2 separate regions of the Homo sapiens genome follow, and region 2 is linked to region 1. Evidence: chromatin contacts called from ENCODE Hi-C or POLR2A ChIA-PET data. All regions are on one chromosome and are shown on one strand. The core of a region is the stretch at or near the end of the contact, and the rest is flanking DNA. Distances in the headings are between cores, read along the strand shown. Region 1 holds the start of EMSY-DT (EMSY divergent transcript). Region 2 holds the start of NARS2 (asparaginyl-tRNA synthetase 2, mitochondrial).

Region 1 (5,765 bases), core at 2,333-4,832:
AGTGATTTGAAATCCTCATAGTGGCCTTGGGTGGAATAAAAAGGACAGGCAGGGCCAGAGCAGCTATGATTCTATCTGATTTACAAAGAAAAATTCCCAACAAAGATTTACTATGACGGGCCCTTTATGTATACTGTTAACACACGTAACAAACTAATGAGGCAGAGAGTGTTATCCTCTTTTTTTTTGTTTTAACAAAACTATCAACAAATTTAGGAAGAATAAATAACTTGTCCTTGGTCACATGGGTCATTTGTAATAATACCAAGACCCCAGGTCTGTCTAAATTCAAGACCTATACTTTTCCTTTAAAATCACAGATATCTAAATAATGCATATCCACTGCCAAAACATTTAATCTTCTTTTTCAAATTATTTTTTTCAATTATTTCATTTATTGTGCTAGCCAGAGACTACAGTGGTAAATAAGACAAGGTCCTCATAGTCTAAGGCAGCATTTCTCAACCAAAGATCCTCATTTGAACTACAGAACACAAAATGATTTGAGTAATAACTCTTTTTCTCAATTTTCCCAAGGAAAGTAATAACTAATAGCACTCTAGATGCACAGGGCGAAGTTAGTTCTTTACATACAATGGATACCTTAGCATTAGGGTTTAATTCTTTCCCTCAATGCTGGTTGAGAAAGGCTGCTGTAAGGGAAAAGAAACACTAAATAATAAATTACAAGCATAAAATGTGTTTTATTATTGATAGTAAAATATAATTTGAAAAAGTGAGCATGGCTTACATCAACTTAGAATTCAGAAATAGTATGTAATTGACACATACAATCATGAAGGTTAAGAGTATGTTAAAGTGAGACTGAAAGCATACTCCCTGGTTCAAATACTGACTCCATGTCTATCACCATTACCTTGGCTTCTAAGCTTCATCTGTAAAATGGAGACGAGACAAAACAAACAAACAAAAAACACCTACCTTTTAGGCTTTCAAAGGACAAAGCTAATTCTTAAAATATTTAAATTAGATGTTGTATAAAAAAGACTCAGAATAGCCAAGTAGCCCTCAATAAATCTTAGCTACTAGTATTATTACAATTCACACACCTACTATTTACAAAGCACTATGTTAGGCACTGAGGGAAACAACAATGAGTAAGATGGGAACTGTATCTCCAAAGAATTTCTGATGTAGCGTGAGATATGACATCCATGCAAACAGCTATGACCTAGGCAGAAAGGGAAAAAAGGTATCAGAGAGAGGTAAAAAACAAACAATGAACGTCATACCCAATTTTCGAAGAATTCTTTTGCATTCATCCCTGCTGAGATCCAGAAGGGTTGGCCACACAACAGGCATTGCTGCTTCTGTTTGGTAGCCCCAAAGAGCTTGTCCTCCCTACCAGAACAAAAAAAAAAAGTCAAATTACCAAAGTACCAAAGTACATTCAAGGGGCCACTCACCTGGAGATCCAGTCACAGGCTAAGAAGTAAACCAAAAAGATATTACTATTTTACAATCCTTTCTCACCACCACACTTTCCAACTTTTGAGAAATCAAGAATTAAGTCATTTGAACTATCACAGTGGAAAGAACACAGGCTTTAGAGCCAGACACCTCTAGGTTTCTAGTCCCAACTTTTCAACTTACTGGTTAAGCCTAAGCTTTACACATCTATAAAACAGAGGTAATACCACCCAGTTTGTTACGCGTATTAAAGAACACTATATATAAAGTTCTTTCATAGTGGCTGGCATTTCATTTAATAAACAGGTGGTACTACCAACCTGGGGCAAGTTGACTCCTGTCAGCTTCCTCATTTATGAATTACATGAGATAAAATTTGTAAAGCTCCTAGCAAGTTAAAGAAACTTAATAAATAACTCCTCGTGCTCGCTTCAGCAACACATATACTAAAATTGGAACGATACATACATATATATATATACACATATATATATACATATATATATACACACACACACATATATATATACTCTCTCAAGTCTTAATGGAATATGAATTTTGATCCTGTAGTTATTAAACAGCCATTTACCAACAGTTGAGCTGCCAGGAACTTACTTAGAACTGGGAATTTCCTAGTGTAAAAGACAAAAAGACACGGCTCTGGGGGCACGCGCAATACCTGCTTAGCACAGAGTAGAGCCGCTCTAAGTATTTGTTAAATGGGTAAGTGAATGGTTGACGCGACTGAGCAAAACGAATGGATGAATGAATGAATGAACGAGCTCACTGTCTAGCCTAGAAGTCAGACACCGAACCGAAATAACTGCTATATCCCGTTCCAGGCGCTGGGGCTGCTAACTCCAACTCTGTGTCCCGAGGTGAGCCCCCCTCCCCCTACTTCCCATAGTCCTCTCAGCTCAGAACAAACCCAAGGCAAGAAGAACTGGACTGCGCGCCCCAGCCGGCAGTATGACATAAAGAAAAGGGGTGGGGAGGAGGAAGAAGGGGCAGAGCCAAAGGAATCCTCTCCCTCCACAAGCCAGTCCCCGCCTCCCGACAGGATCTTGGAGGCGGCCGGCGACTGCTCGAACCGAGCACCACGTCACGGCATCCCGGCGCGTCCTAGCCAGGGGACCCCAGAGCGGGGCCGCAACGCATCGGAAACCCGGGCAGTAGTTTCCGGAGCCCGCTCGGGGAACCAGGATCTTGTAGGATCCTTCCCCACTCAAGTGTCAAGGAGACAAGCCCGCCCCGCCCCCTCTCCAAACACGCACTCCCTAGCAGCACCACAACAAGAGCAGCCAGCCCAGGCTCCTCACCCGGACCTCTCGGCGCCGGTCCCAATGTCAAGTCCACGACCCAAGCCCCTCTGGGCCAGTAGCTGTTGTCAGGGGTCCCGGCCGGCACCCGCGCCTCACTCCCTCCCCAGCGGAGAGGACAACCGAGAGAGAGTAAGCCAGCGGATACCCAGCCAGACGACCTGGACTCACCGGGAGTCTCCCAGAGCTAAACCCCCAGAGTCCCAGCACCAGGCCAGCCAGAGTCCCCCTGAGTCCACCCCGGGGAGCCCCACGATCCCGTTAGGAAACAACGGAGGATGGGGCTGGGAGCCCCAAGCCGGGCTCCGAATGCTTGGCCCGGCGCTCCTCTAGCCTGGCTGGCCTGCCAGCTCTTCCCAGGACCCTGCCTGAGAGTCACCCACCTGCCCGGCCTTTCGGGGCTCATCTAAAAGGCTCCTCCGCCAAGACTAGGGGACACCAGGAATTGGGTTTGTTTGCGGTGCCTCTGAAGGGGCAAGATGGCGACAGGTAACAGGGCGCAGGCGCAGCCGCGCGCGGCCAGTCGGGAGGTGTAGTTCGCTTTTCCCGCCTTTCGGAGAACAAACACCAAAAGGCCTCCATTCATCTTGTCCTTCTTTTCCTCCGCGTTATGAAAGAAAAGGACAGACATCGCGGAGGGTGCTGGGAGTTGTGGTCCGAATCCAAACTCCAACCTCTTTCGCTCCAGGTTTGCTGTCGTACGCGCAAGGAAGGCCGGGATTGTAGTTCCCTTGGTTTCTCCTGCATACCCTCCTGTCTCTGGCTTCGCGCGCCTCTCCTGGGCTGCCGTCTCCCAGCCAATCGGCTGCGCTCTCTGCTACGTGTGGCGTCACACGTAGCGGCCAAGATGGCGCTAGCGGTTGGAGCAGGGGCTCTGCTGCGACCTTTACGGTAGTGAGGTTAGGGACGATGGGAGAGCAGCTTTGTTCCTGAAGTGCCGTCGAGGATTAGGATCGAGTTTCTTCGATCGTGAGGGCAATTATTAGTGGCCTCTAGCCCCCCAGATGGCATCTTGAGGAGAGAGAATCCACGCTACGAGAACTAACATAGTGGACATCGCAGTTGTCCGTAGCCGATTTGCGGGTTACGGAGTTGTTGCAAGTAAAGAAGGGGAAATCCGAGCGTTCTCGCGTTGGATTTCCTCCACGTGTGAAGTGGGAATGGTAGTGATATCTCGTGCTATCTCTGTCAAGGGCAAGAAGGAGAAGGAATTTATTTGAGGCCCTACGACGTGGTAGGTTCACCCTCAGCCTTTGTTCTTATTTCATCTTATTTGTGGAGAAGGTCTTTTCGTTCCTATTTTACAGGTGAGAAAAGGGGCCCAATATATAGTTATTTGCGGCCATAAAATAGAAGCCAGTTGCCTGATACTGAAGATTCAATGAAATCTTGTGATTGACTTCCCTCTTTAAATTTTGTACTTTGGGTAACATCGGATCCGGTAGAAACGCTCGTCAGAAAGAGTTTTTAATGTGCATTCTACAATTTCCAGACATAGTTTCCTTCTTGAAAAATTGGGTTAATACTACCCTATAGGGATCTTGTGATGCACCACGTAAACGTTGTAAGTTGTGAACCACTATACAAACGTATGAGACTCTTCATGTTCTTGAGTGGAACTGTAGGTTAGGAAGAGAAGGTAAATAACAGCATTTAAGTTTCCTACTACTATTTGCCCATTAGCTAAAAATACCCTCCGAGGTCTAGGAAAGTCACTGTTGTTGAAACCCAACCTACACCTTCAGAAAATCGTAAAGTGGAACATATTAATCACCAGGCCCTCCCTCCGCTGTCTCCCTGACCTTCCTATGCATCCAGTTGCTTAAGAACTCTTGGAAAGATAGTAAGTGAAATCTTCATAGAGGATTTTTGTACTTTAACATATATTATTTGATTTGAGCCTCGCAACATTTCAGTGTGACAGGTACGATTAAGGTCTTTCATACTATGAATGAGAAAAACATAGATGTACCAAGGACTCACCAAATTTCACGGAGCTAGGAATTGGAAGAGAGCTAGGCTTTGTAATCCCAGGTCTTCTGACCTCCAAATGTCCTTTCCTCTACAGTGAATGTCAAAATGACAATGAATGTCTACTCCTCTACAATGGAGTACAAATCGAAAGACAAGGGGCTTATAAAACTGACTCTGACCTTAAGAAGTAGCATATGAGTGATGAATTATTATAGTCAATCCTTGTGCTTACTAAGTGCCACATACTGGTCTAAGCATTTTACATAGTAATTCAGTCCTTAGAACAACTTTATGAGGTGGAAACTTTTATTATCTCTAATTACAAAGGAGGCAACTAAAGTCTAGGAAAGAAGCAAAATAGCTTGCCTAAAGTCACACATAAGTAAATGGTGGCTCACGCCTGTAAACCCAGCACTTTGGGAGGCTGAGGCAAGTGGATCATTTGAGGTCAGGAGTTCAAGACCAGCCTGGCCAACATGGTGAAAGCCCACCTCTACTAAAAATACAAAAATTAGCTGGGCATGGTGGCATGTGCCTGTAATCCCAGCTACTCGGGAGGCTGAGACAGGAGAATTGCTTGAACCAGGGAGGTGGAGGTTGCAGTGAGCCAAGATCGCTCTACTGCATTCCAGCGTGGGCAACAGAGCAAGACTCCATCTTAAAAAAAAAAAAAAAAAAAAAAGCTAAAGCTGGGATTTAAACCTGATTATGTTGGCTCCAGAGCCTATGCTCTAGACCAGTGGTTCTAAACTTTAATGGTCAATAGGAACCGCTTGAGGATCTTGTTAAAACGCAAATATTGGTAGTATAGATATCAGGTAAGGCCTGGATCCTATAGTCTTAACAGGCCCCCAGGTGATGTTGATGGTGCTGGTCATTACATACTACAGTTCACATCTTCCCTTTTCTCCTAACCGTATTTATTTTGCAGTCAGAAACTACCTTTCCCATGCTGCCTGTGACTGCTTTATAGTCTCAAATGTTCCCAACATGCTCTTCCTTAAGGATTAGACTCAAACTTTTTCCTCAAAAAGCTTATCC
Region 2 (5,765 bases), core at 2,428-4,927, 2.1 Mb before region 1:
TGGTCTTGAACTCCTGGCCTCAAGTGATCTGCATGCCTCGGCCTCCCAAAGTGCTGGGATTACAGGCATGAGCCACTGCGCCCAGCCAATTTTAACTTTTTGTCATAGACTTATGTATATTTTATGATAGTAAATGATAAAATAGACTAGTAACTACATGTATCTTGTGAATTCATGACCTTTTTATTAAATGCTTTGATATTTCTAGGCTACACAGGTCATTAGTAAGTTTTCTGAAATTGTCACAAATCTCCAAGAAATTTTCCAATATATTTATTGAAAAAAATTCACATACAAGTGGACCGGCACAACTGAAACCCATGTTGTTCAAGGGTCAACTATATATTCATATTAAAAACATCATTTGCACTCCTGTCTGGAAGGTGATGAATCTAAAAGGGAAGGTGTCAAGCCAACACTGAAAACAAAAATAAACAAGAAGATGATGTGATTTGATATAGCACAAGATACAGGGGATGGTTTGAACTGAGCACCAGAAGCGTAAGTTGTATAGTAAACTTTTTCTCTTGTCTTCAACATACTGGGGCAGTGGTCCCCTGCTAAGAACATAATTAACCTTTTGGCTTAAACAAGTAGTGAGAGGGTAAAGGAAGGCAGGAGCCTCACTCCCTGGGACTCAGACTCCAGTTCTTAAGCTGCACATTGTTCCCTGGAGTAGGGGAGTTGGGAGAGAAAGAAGGTGCCTTAGCCCATTTTATGTTGCTGTAAAGGAATACCTGACACTGGGCAATTTATAAAGAAAAGAGGTTTATTTAGCTCATGGTTCTACACGATGAGAAGTTCAAGGGCATGGCCCTGGCTTCTGGTGAGGGCTTTCGTGCTGCATCACAACGTGGTGAAGAAGGTCAAAGGGGAAGTGGACATGTGCAAAAAGGGGAACCCCTGAGGGGCATCCTGGCCTTATAACAACCTACTGTGGTGGAAACAAGCCCATTCTTGCAAGAACTCATGCAGTCCACGGAAACAGCACCAAGCCACTCATGAGGGATCTGCTCCCATACACCAGACCACTTCCATTAGGCCTCATCTCCCAACACCACCACATCAGGGATTAAATTTCAACATGAGTTTTTGTGGGGACAAACAAATCATATCCAAGCCATAGCAGAAGGCAAGACAGAAAAATGGCATGAGTAAGAAATGAGCCAACTGGTTACTACTTTTGATCACTTGGACAGGGTAGGCATAGGCAAAGAAAAGATTTTCACTGGGATAAACATCATTGTTATGTACCCCAGACTGTCTTGTTCCCCAGATTTTGAACGAGCGAACTTTTTTTCCCTTAAAAGTCCATAGCTGCATAATTCTGAAGGCATTGGCTGCAAGTTTCCATTTTTCCTTTCTCAAGGTTCAAGAAGTGCCCAAGTATTTTTTTCTTTTCTTTTCTTTTCTTTTTCTTTTTTTTTTTGAGACAGAGTCTCACTCAGTTGCTGAGGCTGGAGTGCAGTGACGTGATCTCAGCTTACCGCAACCTCTGCCTCCCAGGTTCAGGCAATTCTCCTGCGTCAGCCTCCCGAGTAGCTGGGACTACAGGCACATGCTGCCACATCCAGCTAATTTTTTATATTTTAGTAGAGATAGGGTTTCACCATGTTGCCCAGGCTGAGCTCAGGCAGTCTGCCCACCTTGGCCTCCCAAAGTGCTAGGATTACAGGCGTGAGCCACTGCGCCTGGCCTATATATTTTTTTTGATCGATAAGAAGTGTATTCATTTATTTGCACAGTTCTGCAGGCTGTGCAAGAAGCATCGCACCAGAATCTGCTTCCACTCAAAGTAAATAATGTCAAGGTTTGTTGTCATTCAGCCATTCAGGAAGGCAAAGGGGAGCAAACATCACATGGCAAAAGAGGAAGGAAGAGAGAGGGAGGGGGGTGCCAGGCTCTTTTCAACAATCAGCTTTGCAAAAACTAATGGACTGAGAATTCACTCCTGCAAGGGTGGCACCAAGGCCTTCATGATCCAAACACTTCTCACTAGGTTCCACCTCCAACATCAAGTATTTTCAGATGAGATATTTTCTAGCCTGTCTTAAGAATGATTTTACAATTTTTCCAGGCCATTTGCCCTCCTGGCAACCTTCCGTGTTCACCTTCTGGCAGGAAATTTTCTTACATGCCTACCTGGCAAAATATTGATCCACTTCAAAAATTCAGCTTAATTTTCTCCTTCTCTAGACTATATTATATTTTATCCAACATATTTTATATTATAAGTATATAATATATAATATATCCAATATAATTTAATTATATATTATAATTTATAATTATAATTTTATTATATTTATAATTTTAATTTATTAAAAGAACCAGGGAACACATTTATATTATATAAAATATAAAATTGTGATACATGTATATATTATAATTGTATTATATTTTATCCAATATAATATTTGGATAAAATATCAAAAATAATTTTTTGGATAAATTTAAGAGGTAGCCTAATATATAAGGGTGACTTTTCAGTCCAAACAAATGCAGACAACTCATACATCTATGTGTGCACTTACTGGTTTATATTTCAGTAGTCTCTTTTCTTGCTTGTCTCCATCTCTAAAGCATGAGCTCCTTGATGGAACAGATCACCTTGGGACACTATGTAATACAGCATACTGCTTAAGTGCATAGAGCCAGCACTTCTGGGTTTAAATCTCACACTTAGGGAATGTGTATCCTTAAGTAGGTCATCTAGCCTTTCTGTGCGTAAGTTCTCTCATTTGTAAAATGGGTATAATAATAGTAGCAACTTTAAGTAAGGTAAAAGTGAGAGAGAGAGAGTGAGAGTGAGAGGGAGCGGGAGAGAGACAGCGAGGGCGAGCGCTGGTCTTGAACTCCTGGGCTGAAGCAATCCTCCTGCTTCTGCCTCCCTAAGAGTTGGGATTACAGGCGTGAGCCACCGCACTTGGCCAAACGTTTTACTTTTTAAATTAGATTAAAAACCTTTTAATGACCGTCATTGAGTTACAGAATTTTTTTTTTAATAAAACGTAGCCTAATATATAAAAGGGTCATTGTTTCCAGGTCAAACAAATGCAGATAGCTGTGTTGGAGGGCAGAGGGAAGAGGGAGACTTGGAGGATTCTGGCAGGAAACACTCGAGTTTCCTCCAGTCTCTGCAACATCTTCCCACCGTCTTGCCTGCCATATGCAAGGTCCCTCCAGTTCCTTTTATTTACCTGTCAGAGGACTACTTTCTCCAGGAAGCCATCTCTGGCGTCCCACGCTTAGGCTCTGTCAGGCAAACTGATCGCCCTTTTATGCAACTGTCTGTTTAGCTGTCTGATACCACACAACTGTGACTTGCGCATTGGGGCTATGTCTGATTTTTCTCTGCGGAGTACTCAGGAAAGGAACGACTGATCTCTTCAAGCGAATCCTGTTAACAGCTAAGAGCCTCCTCTTACTTGGATCCCTATTGTTGACTGATGGAGACGGTTTCCCTCTCCATCAGTCACTCCTTGCCTCTCAGTTTCTCAGCCTCACCTGGAAACTTTAGAAATGAAGACCCTCAGATGTGCTCCCACGTTCTTTCAGCGATAATCTCTACAACCTTAGGGCATTAGCTCCGCCCCGTCTCGGCTCCTGACCCCGCCCCCTCCCGCACGCCTCCCTAAGCCTGGGTCACAAGTACGCATGCTCTCCCTTCTTCCCCGTAGCGTGATGACGTAAGCGGCGTTGGCGTGGTGTGGTAGGAGTGGTTGCGCGTGTTGCGGCCCGGGTTCTGTTCGTAGGTTTACAATTGTCGCGGGTAGTGGGGCGCCCCAGCTGCCAACTGCACGTGGTTTCTTTCTGGCGTTTGCCTAGTGTCCTGTCCATTCCGCCCCGTTGGGAAGTGGGAAGCGGAGAGGTTCTGTGGGGACAGAGCTGGGAGTCCTGAAGGAGAAAGCGCGCAGCCGAGGGGCTCTGGAGTGCCTTAGAGCAGAGCTGCGGCCGCGGAAGGGGAGCAGCTGAGAAAGGAGGGCCGCTGCAGGCGGGGTTCGAACCGTGGGGTCTGGGCTGCTCCCGCGGAGGGCCTGGGCGGACGCGGGATGCTGGGGGTCCGCTGCCTGCTGCGGTCCGTGCGCTTCTGTTCCTCCGCCCCCTTCCCCAAGCACAAACCTTCAGCCAAACTGAGCGTGCGGGACGCTCTCGGGGCTCAGAACGCGAGTGGGGAGCGCATTAAGATCCAGGTTGGTGAATGGGAAGGGAGTGGGTTTTTTCTTGTAGGGACTTTTATATGGCACATCCACATCTAGCTTTTCTTTTACAGTCGGGTCAGACACAACCGCCAGCAGGGAAAAGTTAGAAAGTGTAGGCGTCGCGGGTTTGCACTTTTCTGATTTCCATTACTTTTCACAAAACTGTTCCGATAACTGTAAAGCGCTGGAACTTTGCTTTCATGATTCCAGGGTATTACCTGTAAACTTGTTAATCATACCAAAAGTGTAAATGAACAAGCCCCCTTTCTCTATCTTTATCCCTTATAATGAATATCCAGGTTTATAAAGTGGTTGTCTTGACCTCCCTCCTTGAGAGCAGAAACCGTGTCTTACCTGCCTTTGTATTCACACATGGCTGACAGCAAATACTTGTTCAAACCATGCCTTTTAAACTTTTAGCGACCTCAGTGCCTATTGTGGGGGTCTGCATGTAATTTATTTTTAATGAATTCGGAGAAAGACTGGAATGTAGCAGTTTGAAAGAGCTCTGGAGTTAAGCTGCTTAGGTTTAAATCTCTGCATAGCGTTTATGCGTTCTACACCTTATTTTCCTCTTATGGAAAGAGATAATAATTGTCCCTGAGTCCTGAAAATTAAATGAGGTAATGGAAGTAAGATATTTAGAACAGTGGCTCATAGTCTACAAATGTTAGCTGCTATTGTTTCTCTTGCTGATTATATTATTTGCAGCAGCTCCACATAGAAGAGGTGCAGAATAAACAAGGTGTTTGACTGTTTCTTATTAGGTTGCTGAAGTACACTGATGTGGTTATTTATTTTTTGAGACAGGGTCTAGCTCTGTCACCCAGACTGGAGCGCAGTGATGTGATCTCAGATGACTACAACCTCCATCTCCCAGGCTCAAGCAATCCTCCTGCCTCGGCCTCCAGAGTAGCTGAAACTATAGGCATGCACCACCACACTCTATAATTTTTTAAGTTTTTTGTGAAGATGAGTCTCACTGTATTGCCCAGGCTGGTCTCAAACTCCTGGACTCAAGCAGTCCTCCTCCTTCGGCATCCCAAAATGCTGGGATTACAGGCATAAGCCTGGTAGATGTTGTTATAATAAATACTTATTTTTTGAGTAGGTTCTTGCTTTGTCACCCATGATTGTACTGACACAGTCATGGCTTGCCGTTGCAGTGATTTCTGTTGTCCTCACATATCCTTTACTTTTTAGCGGTATGACCAATCTGCTCCTCTTTGAGTTCCATATTCTTTCCATAGGTCTGTTGGTCTATTGATTGGGTATACATTAATGATACTTTGTGTGCTAGTCAAGAGAAAATTCAAAGATGAAAAGAGAACCTGCTGCCCAGGTTAGAGGATTTCAGTTTAGTCCTGTGAGGTCTGATATGGTAGCTACCAGCCACTTTTGGCTCTGAGCACTTGAACTTTGTCTGGTCCAAATTGAGATGTGCTATAAGTGTAAAATACATACCAATTTTGAAGAACCAAAAAGAATGCAAAATATCTCAATATGTTTTTATATTGATTATATGTTGATAATATTTGGGGCATAATAGGTTAAAGTGAAATA

What was found. Hi-C counts contacts between places; a loop is a spot of excess contacts on that map. ChIA-PET counts read pairs that join two places held with the same protein, here RNA polymerase II (POLR2A). Pooled maps may share reads with other maps.
Region 2: a map of CD4-positive, alpha-beta T cell shows a loop between it and region 1 (9-fold over the local background). The contact joins the promoter of NARS2 here to the promoter of EMSY-DT in region 1. A Hi-C loop is called at or near these places in 2 of 168 maps with a recorded cell type or tissue (CD4-positive, alpha-beta T cell and naive thymus-derived CD4-positive, alpha-beta T cell) and 8 of 50 pooled maps. POLR2A ChIA-PET finds 5 or more read pairs at or near these places in 1 of 52 experiments (PC-3).

Annotation. Positions count from the first base shown.
Region 1 is chr11:76,442,497-76,448,261 of GRCh38, reverse strand. EMSY-DT (EMSY divergent transcript) reads left to right here and starts at 3,582. Exons shown (of 2, transcript NR_186348.1): 1 at 3,582-3,984. EMSY (EMSY transcriptional repressor, BRCA2 interacting) reads right to left here and starts at 3,244. Exons shown (of 22, transcript NM_001300942.2): 1 at 3,134-3,244; 2 at 1,254-1,362. The coding sequence starts at 1,323. RefSeq lists enhancers at 2,243-2,537, 2,677-2,746, 2,787-2,836, 3,037-3,266, 2,967-3,603 and 1 more.
Region 2 is chr11:78,572,776-78,578,540 of GRCh38, reverse strand. NARS2 (asparaginyl-tRNA synthetase 2, mitochondrial) reads left to right here and starts at 3,677. Exons shown (of 14, transcript NM_024678.6): 1 at 3,677-4,193. The coding sequence starts at 4,053. RefSeq lists enhancers at 3,382-3,521, 4,182-4,291.